Linked DNA regions of Homo sapiens: region 1 is linked to region 2. A link is a contact called in ENCODE Hi-C or POLR2A ChIA-PET data. All regions are on one chromosome and are shown on one strand. The core of a region is the stretch at or near the end of the contact, and the rest is flanking DNA. Distances in the headings are between cores, read along the strand shown.

Region 1 (4,640 bases), core at 41-2,540, 110 kb before region 2:
GCCTCAGGTCCCTTGGACATGTTGTGGCTTTCCTGTTGAGCCGGGGAGGTGCGCTTCAATCGTCCCCGCAGCGTCTGGGTTCTTAAACCTAGGGGCCGCCACTTCCCACACCCACGCGGAGCCTGCGGCCCCTCTGCCCGCTGGGCTCGGAGTTACCTTTACAAAGAGCATTTTGAGTGCATATGCGCGATCCACCCAGAACACTTGCAGCTCCGACTGGCTGTGGCCACAGCGGCCCTTCACCTCAGCTCCCCGGGTCAATGCGATATCGGCCTGTTCTGTGATCAGCTGGGAACACAGACGCCCCGCGCCCCCTCAGCTCGCCCGGCCCCGGGGCGGGGGCTGTAAAGGGCGGCGCGTCCAAACTCTGGGTTGCACGCTTGGGCGCTCCTTTGCGCGCGCGCATCCCAGGTTCCGGGAACATGCGGTTAGATGCTCTACGTGCAGCCCCGATAGGGAAGCGGAGAGAAGGGGGTTTACTTTCAAAGCAGGCAGGGGAACAGAAGGCATTACAAGCTGGAATCCCCATGCAGCATTCGGGAGCAGCCTGCCGGGGTGTGGGAAAGAAGGCGGGCAACCCAGGTCTTCGAAGAGCCTTGAGGAAGGGTGCCCTTCGCCCTGGAGCCCTAGGAGCAAGCTGAGGGGGGGGAAAGATTCCTTACATCTACGTAGTTGCTGGCCCACACATCATAAGGTACAATAAATTTGGCTGCAAACTCTGCCATGAGACACGTCGTCCCATTTTCCCGCACCACAAATATATCTTTTTCAGGGTTAGTGGAAAGGCCTGAGAGATTTTCCACTTCTTGTTCTGCCATGATTTGAGCCATTGTATCTGCGGAACAAACAAAACAATTCCATCAGTTCAGGGCTCAGCCCACGCGTCTCGGGCGCTAGGGTGGGGAGACAGTGCTCTGCAGGCTTTGGAGTGACAAAGTTCTCTGCCAGCAGCTGTGCGCTCTACGAGCCGTTTCTCTAACCCGGGTCTAACAAGCCTCATTCCTTCGCTGTTAATTTATAATGAAAATACAGTTAAAAAAATTAAAAATCCTGACTTTGTTTGTAATATAGCTGGCTGTTTTCTACATCTTGGGATTTTAAAGTAAATATTTCTTGCCAATGCTCTGACCTCACGAAGCTGGCCTGTCTAGGCTCTGTCTGGAATATGCCACAGAGGTGTATGGCTCTCAGGGGAATTCCCTGCCACCGGCGAGGAAGGCCCTCCCTCCTCCCCTAAAAGAAAAAAAGAAAAAACACCGCAAAACATTAAGGGCCATATTTTTTATCTCAAGCTAATTGACTTTACTTTGCCGGCTCTGTTCTCTGCAAAGAGTGCCCGTCCTCTCTCCCAGTCGCCAAATCGCTACTCACGGAACAACATCAGGAGAACTCGAAGTCTGTCGATGCTGGGGACCCCTCTTCCTTGGAGATCCATACTCGCAGTGCCCCGAATGAGGCCGGCTGTGCTGCTGCAGAGGCCGCCAGAGAGGGAATCCCTCAAAGTCGCCGCTGGAGTGGGCCGGGGTGAGCGAGAGGCGGGGGACAGAGAAGGGGGAGGGAGGGAGCGCGTATTCTGTGAGCGCCTAGCTAGGACTCGGTGTCGAGCGCGGCACCGACAGCTGCTGGCAGAGCAAATCGGCTCACTGCGGAGGAAAGGACCGCACGGCGGTCCACGGCTGCGAGTGCTGAAAGCAATCCGATTGTGTGGCAGGAGTGGCTGTGGCTTGGCTTGTGCGGAGGGCCAATGAGATCTGGGGGGACTAAACTTCTCCCTGGGTCTGTTTCCTGTTCTGCAACTGCATCCGCAAAGATGAGTCTGTTCTGAGAAACTTAATACCACCCTCAGCCTTATTAAATCTCCTTACCAGGTACAGTTATTAAGTGGTGTAGATACCTTATCACTGGAGTACTGTCTTCTGAAAACGCATCTGGTTCCCGAAAGAAAACGGTGGAGCAAAAATTGTTGCTGATTCGGGGGAGGAGGGCTATGCAGGAATAGAGAAGGGAAAATGCTATGGCAACAGTTTCCTGAATTTGGAGACATCCCCTTCTCTCCCCTGCTCTCAATGAGCTCATGGGTTTAAAGTTAAATTGACGCCTCCTCGAACGAGGCCATCAGACAATGCAGTAGCTCCATGTGGGCTTATTTTCCTGTGAATTTTGCTCCCGGGTGCATGAGGACTCTGAACTCTGGGGTCACCTACCCTCCCGCATTATACTGTGACCACTCTGCCAAAAAGGGATGCAAGCAAATCAGAAGTTTTTGAGAGTTATCTAGTGTCTCCTAGGACAGAAATTTTAGAATTATGCCCTAAGTAATGTCACATAGTTATGTAAGAAAAACACACACTGATATTACTCTAAAGCCTGTAGTGGAACAGAAGAACAAATACTACTGGGCTAATTCCTGTATTTACATATTTGGTAGCTTGCTTATTTTTTATTTTTGCTCTGTAAATCAGAATACAGCTTTCAAAAATACACATGCAGTCCTCATCAATTGTAGTGATGTCCAAATATTTTATTCCTTAGAAGATATTTCATAATGCAAATAAATGTTGCATCAGTAATATAATGTTATAAAACAATGTCATATTAAAGGGAAAATTGCAAAGTATTTCACCTGCATTATCTAATTTGATTCTCCCCAATCTTAGAGGGTAGGCAAGGAAAGATATGAGTTACTGTGGTTTTACATACCCCAAAACTGAGGCTCAAATAAATTAAATGACCTTCCCAAATGTCACATGGTCAGTTAGAATTAAAATACAAAAATCACATGCTTTAACTCTGTGAGATTATCTTCATTTCTCCTTATATAATATTTTTACTCCATATTTTGACTTCCATAAAAATCTATATTCAATATCAAATAATAATCTGAAATCTGAAATCTCTATCATTAATTCACATTCTTCAAATTTATAGAATGCTGTTTTAAGTATAATCACATTCTGACATATCTGCCACAAAGTATCTATATAATGTTTTTGGCTTTCAAACATATTCCTATATCAATCATTAGATCACTAGCAATTCAAAGTATAAAGTAATATTAAAATTGACATTATATTTTGACATCTTGACTTTTATGTTTGTAGTTCAGTATTTCATCCAAACATTTCTCAAGAACTTTACAAAGATGATTATATATAGAAGAATTGATGCAAATTTTACAGAACTTAACAGAAATGATTTTATACAGAAGATTGATAAAACGTCAGTTCTCATCAGTTGAAAGTGGAAGAGATAACATTTGTATGTGTTACATTTTTTCATGTTAGCAATTATTATTAAACACTTATTTTCCTGTAGTACTGTAAAACTGGAAAACAATGAGACATGTAATAAAGTATTTATTCTCTCTCTCTCTCTCTCTCTCCAGTATTTTATGAGGACAGAAATGAGTAGATTTCAGTCCAGGATTCACTACTTATTATTTTTGTGACCTTCTGAAGATTTTATTTGTTCTCATCTGAAAAATTGGGAAAATAACTCAGGGGATGGCTAGTTAAACCAAATGGGCCAATGAGTATAAATAAACAAAGTACAAATAGATCCATAAACATTAACCGAATACTTACTACTTCCAGTATGCTTGATGCTTTGAAAACCAAAAGATATTTATCATTACACAAGTAGGAGAGACACCTATAAAAGATTTTGACAATTTCTCTTGCAGTATGTTATTGCAGATATCTTCACTATATAAGTTGTTAAAAGATCAACTGAATTAATTCATGATTATCTGCCTTAATAATAAAAGATTAGGTGAGTAGTAGCATTGGTCATTGATCTTAAAATGTAGTAGTTGATTTACAAATGAGATGGTTGTTCCTTTGAAAATTATACCTGATATAAATGATCTCTTTGTTGACACTGGAGAGTGTACCCTAGAGTACTCAAATGGGTTGAAAGAAGAAAGAAAGCAATTTTAACTCTTTTTTTCTGGGGGGATTATTTTCAAAGCACAATCAGTTTAATGACTTTTTTAATATTTAATCTTAAACATGGCTAACAAATGCCCATTAATTTATCATCTTATCCACTGTGATACATTGCAATAGGAGTTAGGTCATTATACCTACAACTTTCACCTACATTAATTAAATATCTTTCTAATCATTCTGGAAAAAAACTCTTTGGTTCTCTAAAATAAGCAAAGAAGTGATCAAGGAGCAAAATTTGCCATTAAATTGCATTTTAATATATTAACAATGTTCCCCAGAATTTGCTCTACTTTTCATTTCTCAAGTCTAAAAGATGGTAGGAGAAATTGACATAAATATGTACACCTGTGTGGGTGGTAACTGTGTCAATTTTTATTATTGCTGCTGGTGGTCAGTAGAAACTGTTAGGGTGCAGTGTGACCTAAACACACTGGATTTGGGATCTCCTCTAGATCTTCTAGGTCCTTCAAAGGCTGTTTTTCAATTCATATGGATACTTACTGAATTAGCCTTTATGAATCTCATGCCATTGAGTGGTTGCTGTTTTATAAAAGGGCAAGAAGAGGCCCTTGCATAGAACTTTCAATTTGGATGAGAAGAATTTACATAAAGATTCCAGTTAGCCTAGCACAGTGTCTGCATAAATGTTCAGGGGGAAAAAAAAGTAAGACAGGCATCCCAGGTGGGAGA
Region 2 (4,616 bases), core at 1,947-4,446:
TATCCAATCAGGTGAGCCACCATGAAGAAATTCCTAATAGCATCATTATGACGGGATAGTTTTCCATTGGATTCCTCTACAGGCCTTTGGGCAGTGGTCTGGAGTTATTAATATTTACTTGTTTGGGGACAGATGCATGAGGCTGAGGTGGGGTGAGGGGATGACCACATAGTTGTGTTTTTTTTTTTTTATCTCAAGAGAATTCTAATTTTATATTTTCATTTAACCTTTCAGTGTTTCTGTAGAATTAACATTTCCTATTTCACTTCTTGGTTCACAGTTTTCAAGAGTGCTATTTAAGGAAACTAGGACAATATTCACAGCATTATTCTTTGATAACTGCTACTTACAAGACACAAAAAAGAATCAGTAGAGGACAAAGGTTTATTCCCAACTGAATGAAATTCAGCTCGACACCCACAACTTCATTACATATGAAATTAACTTCATTATTTGATTTGTCCTAGGTAAAATGCACATATTTAATGCCTACATCTCCAGTTAATGTCCAAGTGTGCAGGGATTATTACCTGTCCCAGACATAAAATCCTCCACTATTGATTTTAAAGTGAGAGGATTAAACTGTAGCATATGTATGAACTGCTTCACTTGTGATTTAAAAAACCCAAAACCTGCTTAGTAAAATGGGGTAGATGAAGAATGTATATGTGCAAATATTCTCTAGGTATTTCATTTCTTTCTATTCCATCCCTCAAACCCAGCTTAAATTCTGTAGCCCCTAATTGAAAATGACATGGCTTCATTAGAGCTGTAGTATGGAGTTCTCAATCTAGGTGAAAACAGTTTAAATCATATTACTCACCCGCACGATCCATTATACTCAAATTTTCCCTGATTCAATTGCATCGCTAAATCTGTCAAGAGACAAAAATAATTTAGCATCTTGTCTTCCTAGACAAAAAAGACCCTGACGGGGTGATTTGAAACAATAGGTATCAGATTGCTCCTAGGCCCACAGGTCCCTCTTTAATACTACAAGGTTCTGCTTGGTCTATTTAAGGCATACTCTCTTCCATGTTGAATTGACCTCATGTTTCATTTAAATTAAACATAAAATGTGTTTTCATAAAGATCATGCTAAAGGTCACTTTTAAAACTGGATTCAATATAGGAGTCACACCATTGTTTGATGAGTATTGAGAGTAGAGATATCCAACCTGCTACAGTGGGAGAGGATGGGTCTCAGGATCCCTGGGCAGAGGAACCCTGGAGATACCCGGGAGGGTGAATATGAAACTTGATTTAAAAGACTGGAAAATGAACTAGGTAAGTATCGCATAAAACTTGGTGGCATGCTTCCAGGATGGGAGGCAGGGGGAATTACTCTAGTGGGGTCTACACTGGCAGCACATGGCTTTTGACTTCTGTCTTGCAAGTGAATAACATTTTTTCTTTCTTCCCATCCGCAAAAGAAATGGGTAAACTGATGGATATTTTTTCCTCTTCAAAATGTTGTGTTTAAACCTAATATTATAGAATAAAACATAAGCTGGGTTAGCCATTTAATCCATATTATGGACTCACTGACAACTGAGAACACAAGTTGGGCTTTTTTAAGTAAGTGAAGTCATCAGAGCCTTGTTACTGGGCCCCAGCTAGAAACACTCAGGATTGTATTGGTAGCTATCACGTCACAGTCTAACCTAGCAAGCACTGTGGGGACCCCATGCAGAATGGTGACTCCAGTAGGAGGAGCTTCTGGTCACTGGGGAGGCTCCTTCAAGGCATGAGAAGCACAGTCAGCTCACACTCATGCCAAAGGAATGAAAGTCAAAGGATCTTCCACTCAATCCACATAGCAGGGAACGAAGTGACAGGGATTCTTAAAATACAAAATAGATTTTAAAAAATCCTCAAATTGGGAAGCATGGGCAGTTCTCTTAATAGCAAAGAGTTGAAGGAAAAAAGAGCTTTCTGGTTTTGTTTTATTTTACCAGTTGTAAGAACCATGCTGTAGAATTGACCATCTACAGTGAAGAGGGTTTGTGGCATATTTCTATCTATTCTATTTCTATTTTGCTACCTCTAGTCTTGATACTGTGATCCTAGGCTCTTAAGCAAACCTCAAAAATTTTAAAAATGTGTTTATCAATTATAAAAATTTACTCTTTTCCTTCCAGAAAAAAAAAGTCATTATATATTGGAAACCTGACTTTGAGTACACTTTGGAGGACCAAGTTATAGATTAGTACCTCTTCAAATATGTAACTCCTTATATACCATTTTAGTGGCATTTACTTCAAAATATTCTGTATTTGTTTAGTGAAGTGCCCCTGCATCAGTCATATTTGCTGAATGTTCACAGTGGTCAGGGTGTTTGCCAAAGGAGAAATGAGTCGCTGTTACTGTACAAAGATACTCAAATTCTTTTCACTTAATTCTGCCTCTGGAAACAAAGATAACAACTTTGATCCAAAAGGAAGAAAAATGAGAAATATTTTGGAATATGGGATAATGGTTAGCAGGAATAGTCATGGCATTTATGAAAGGAATTAAATTCCAATCACAACACATTATCTTCTACCATTGTTTGCTCTATTTTGGTTTTTTTTTTTTTATTTCTCACCATTATATAAATCCAATAACACATTGCTTTGCCATATGTCTGCTTCCTTTAAAAAATGCCCACAGCCAACTGATGGGAAGTGCTGGCACCATCCTGTCAAAGTGTTCTCATGGAATTTGGGGTCACTGGACATCAGCTCCTACCTGGGGTTTGATAGTTCAGTGAAACCATCTGGCAGCCAGCGTTCCAGAAAATCTGAGGCATGTAATTACTGGAATCGACTCGGCCTCCCTTGGGGTAAATGCGACTCATTTGCCGTTTGTTATAACTGTAACTTATTAAGGAAAACAGAAAAAAAGAGTCCTACAGCAGAGAAAAATAAACAACAAAGAGCTAAAACAACAAAGGTCTAGGCCAACAATGACAAACAAGTAGACAGCACAGAGCAGATTTCACATTTACAAATGATGCTTAAGATCACAGTTCACTGTGTGGATTATAAAAACAATTTTCATTTGGGCAGATTGTCACAGCTGCCATGGTCTTTCCCACATATCATTTTATGAACTCCACCACCAGAATGAGATATTAGCCATTTATCTATTTCAGAGGCTCTTGCCAAACCAACGTGAGTCAACCACTCATTCCACTTGATACATAAGGATACTTGACAAATTCAATTGCATGTGTCTTCAAGTAGCCAAGACCGACTGATTCATTAAAAGAAGACATGTTATAATGAATATTGCGTTCTGTAAAAGAAAAGCAAAGATGGATTCAGGAACTCTGCCATCAAACCCTCACCGAAAAACAGCAATAAATAAATGCAATTACACCCTGAATCATGAGGCCTTGGAGGCTAATGCTACATTATCATGTCAGTAGCTCCTACTTTCATTGACATCCTGTGGATGGAGACATCTGTCTTTTCAGCCACCACCGAAATATGAATTTTTGATGATAATGATGATTACGATGGCTTCTCTAGCCCAGAAATGAAGTTTTTAAATACTTCTTATGTTTTTTTGAAAACCAGCTTTTGATTAAAAGGAGTCTTGTGAATGCACTTGGGAACAGAAGAAGCTACATGCCCAGCACTAACAAATCCATAGTCTCTCATCGCCACCTTGTGGTTGAAGTCGTGAATGACAATGTAATGTCACCACATACCAAGGTGGCTTCTATGGTCTGTGAAACAAAAATAAGGTGAGGTGGAACAGCCCCCATGCCCACAAAGAAAAATGGCAACAAATTAGATAAAAGCTCATCAGCACCATAAAAGAAAATCAAGCAAAAAAGGCGACTGCATTTAACCTTTGGTGTTACCTTCTGCCACATGGAAACCTTGAAACTTTACAGGCTGGGCGTAGTTGATCATTGTGGACAAATATGGATGGATATTAGTGGTAGCACCTACATATTTATAAGATGCCATCCACGCCTGCTCATCTTCTACAGTGACCAGGCCCTACAAGCACAAGGAAGAAAACATATAAGTTGATGACTTCAGTAGGACCCACGGATACGTGCTGCAGATTTCCTTAATAAAGATAATTGCACACACACAAATTGAAAGGTAAAGGCTTTTTCTTCCTCAATTATGCTAAAGGATACTTTAAGAAGTTAGTGTCTGTTGTAGCTCTGAATAATGCAAAAGGAGGTAATCATAAAATATTAAGCTTATCTTACATTTGTAGGACATTTTTAGATTTTTAAGGGACTTTATTCAAGAAATTACTGGCCGGGAACGGTGGCTCATGCCTTTAATCCAGCACTTTGGGAGGCCAGGAGTTCAAGACAAACTTGGCGAACATGGCAAAACCCCATCTCTACTAAAAATGCCAAAAATTAGCTGGGTGTGGTGGCGTGAGCCTGTAATTCCAGCTACTTGGGAGGCTGAGGCAGGAGAATCGCTTGAACCCAGGAGGCAGAGGTTGAGGTGAGCTGAGATTGTGCCACTGCACTCCAGACCAGGCAACAGAGCAAGACTCCATCTCAAAAAAAAAAAAAAAGAAATTACTATATTGGACCTCACAGCAATGCTATGAAATAGATATAGCATCATATTTTTACAAATTGAGGCACAACA

What was found. A loop is a pair of places that touch in the nucleus more often than their neighbours do. ChIA-PET counts read pairs that join two places held with the same protein, here RNA polymerase II (POLR2A). Pooled maps may share reads with other maps.
Region 1: a loop to region 2 is called in a map of GM11168, with 2.1 times the contacts of the local background. The contact joins the promoter of LAMP5-AS1 here to the enhancer-like site in region 2. A Hi-C loop is called at or near these places in 1 of 168 maps with a recorded cell type or tissue (GM11168), 24 of 37 single-sample maps with no recorded cell type and 5 of 50 pooled maps. POLR2A ChIA-PET finds 5 or more read pairs at or near these places in 2 of 52 experiments (WTC11 and naive thymus-derived CD4-positive, alpha-beta T cell).

What each region holds. Positions count from the first base shown.
Region 1 is chr20:9,511,648-9,516,287 of GRCh38, reverse strand. LAMP5-AS1 (LAMP5 antisense RNA 1) reads left to right here and starts at 1,290. Exons shown (of 5, transcript NR_109957.1): 1 at 1,290-1,524. LAMP5 (lysosomal associated membrane protein family member 5) reads right to left here and starts at 1,698. Exons shown (of 6, transcript NM_012261.4): 1 at 1,372-1,698; 2 at 663-835; 3 at 157-288; 4 at 1-32. The coding sequence starts at 1,435. RefSeq lists an enhancer at 179-763.
Region 2 is chr20:9,407,296-9,411,911 of GRCh38, reverse strand. PLCB4 (phospholipase C beta 4) reads right to left here. Exons shown (of 40, transcript NM_001377142.1): 22 at 3,854-3,995; 23 at 3,195-3,279; 24 at 2,731-2,855; 25 at 824-875. Among named protein-coding and RNA genes, the nearest start is that of LAMP5, 100 kb to the left of the region's middle. Within about 2 kb of position 3,196, at least 2 of the 41 ENCODE cell types and tissues checked have a DNase peak (open chromatin) inside an H3K27ac peak, as active enhancers do.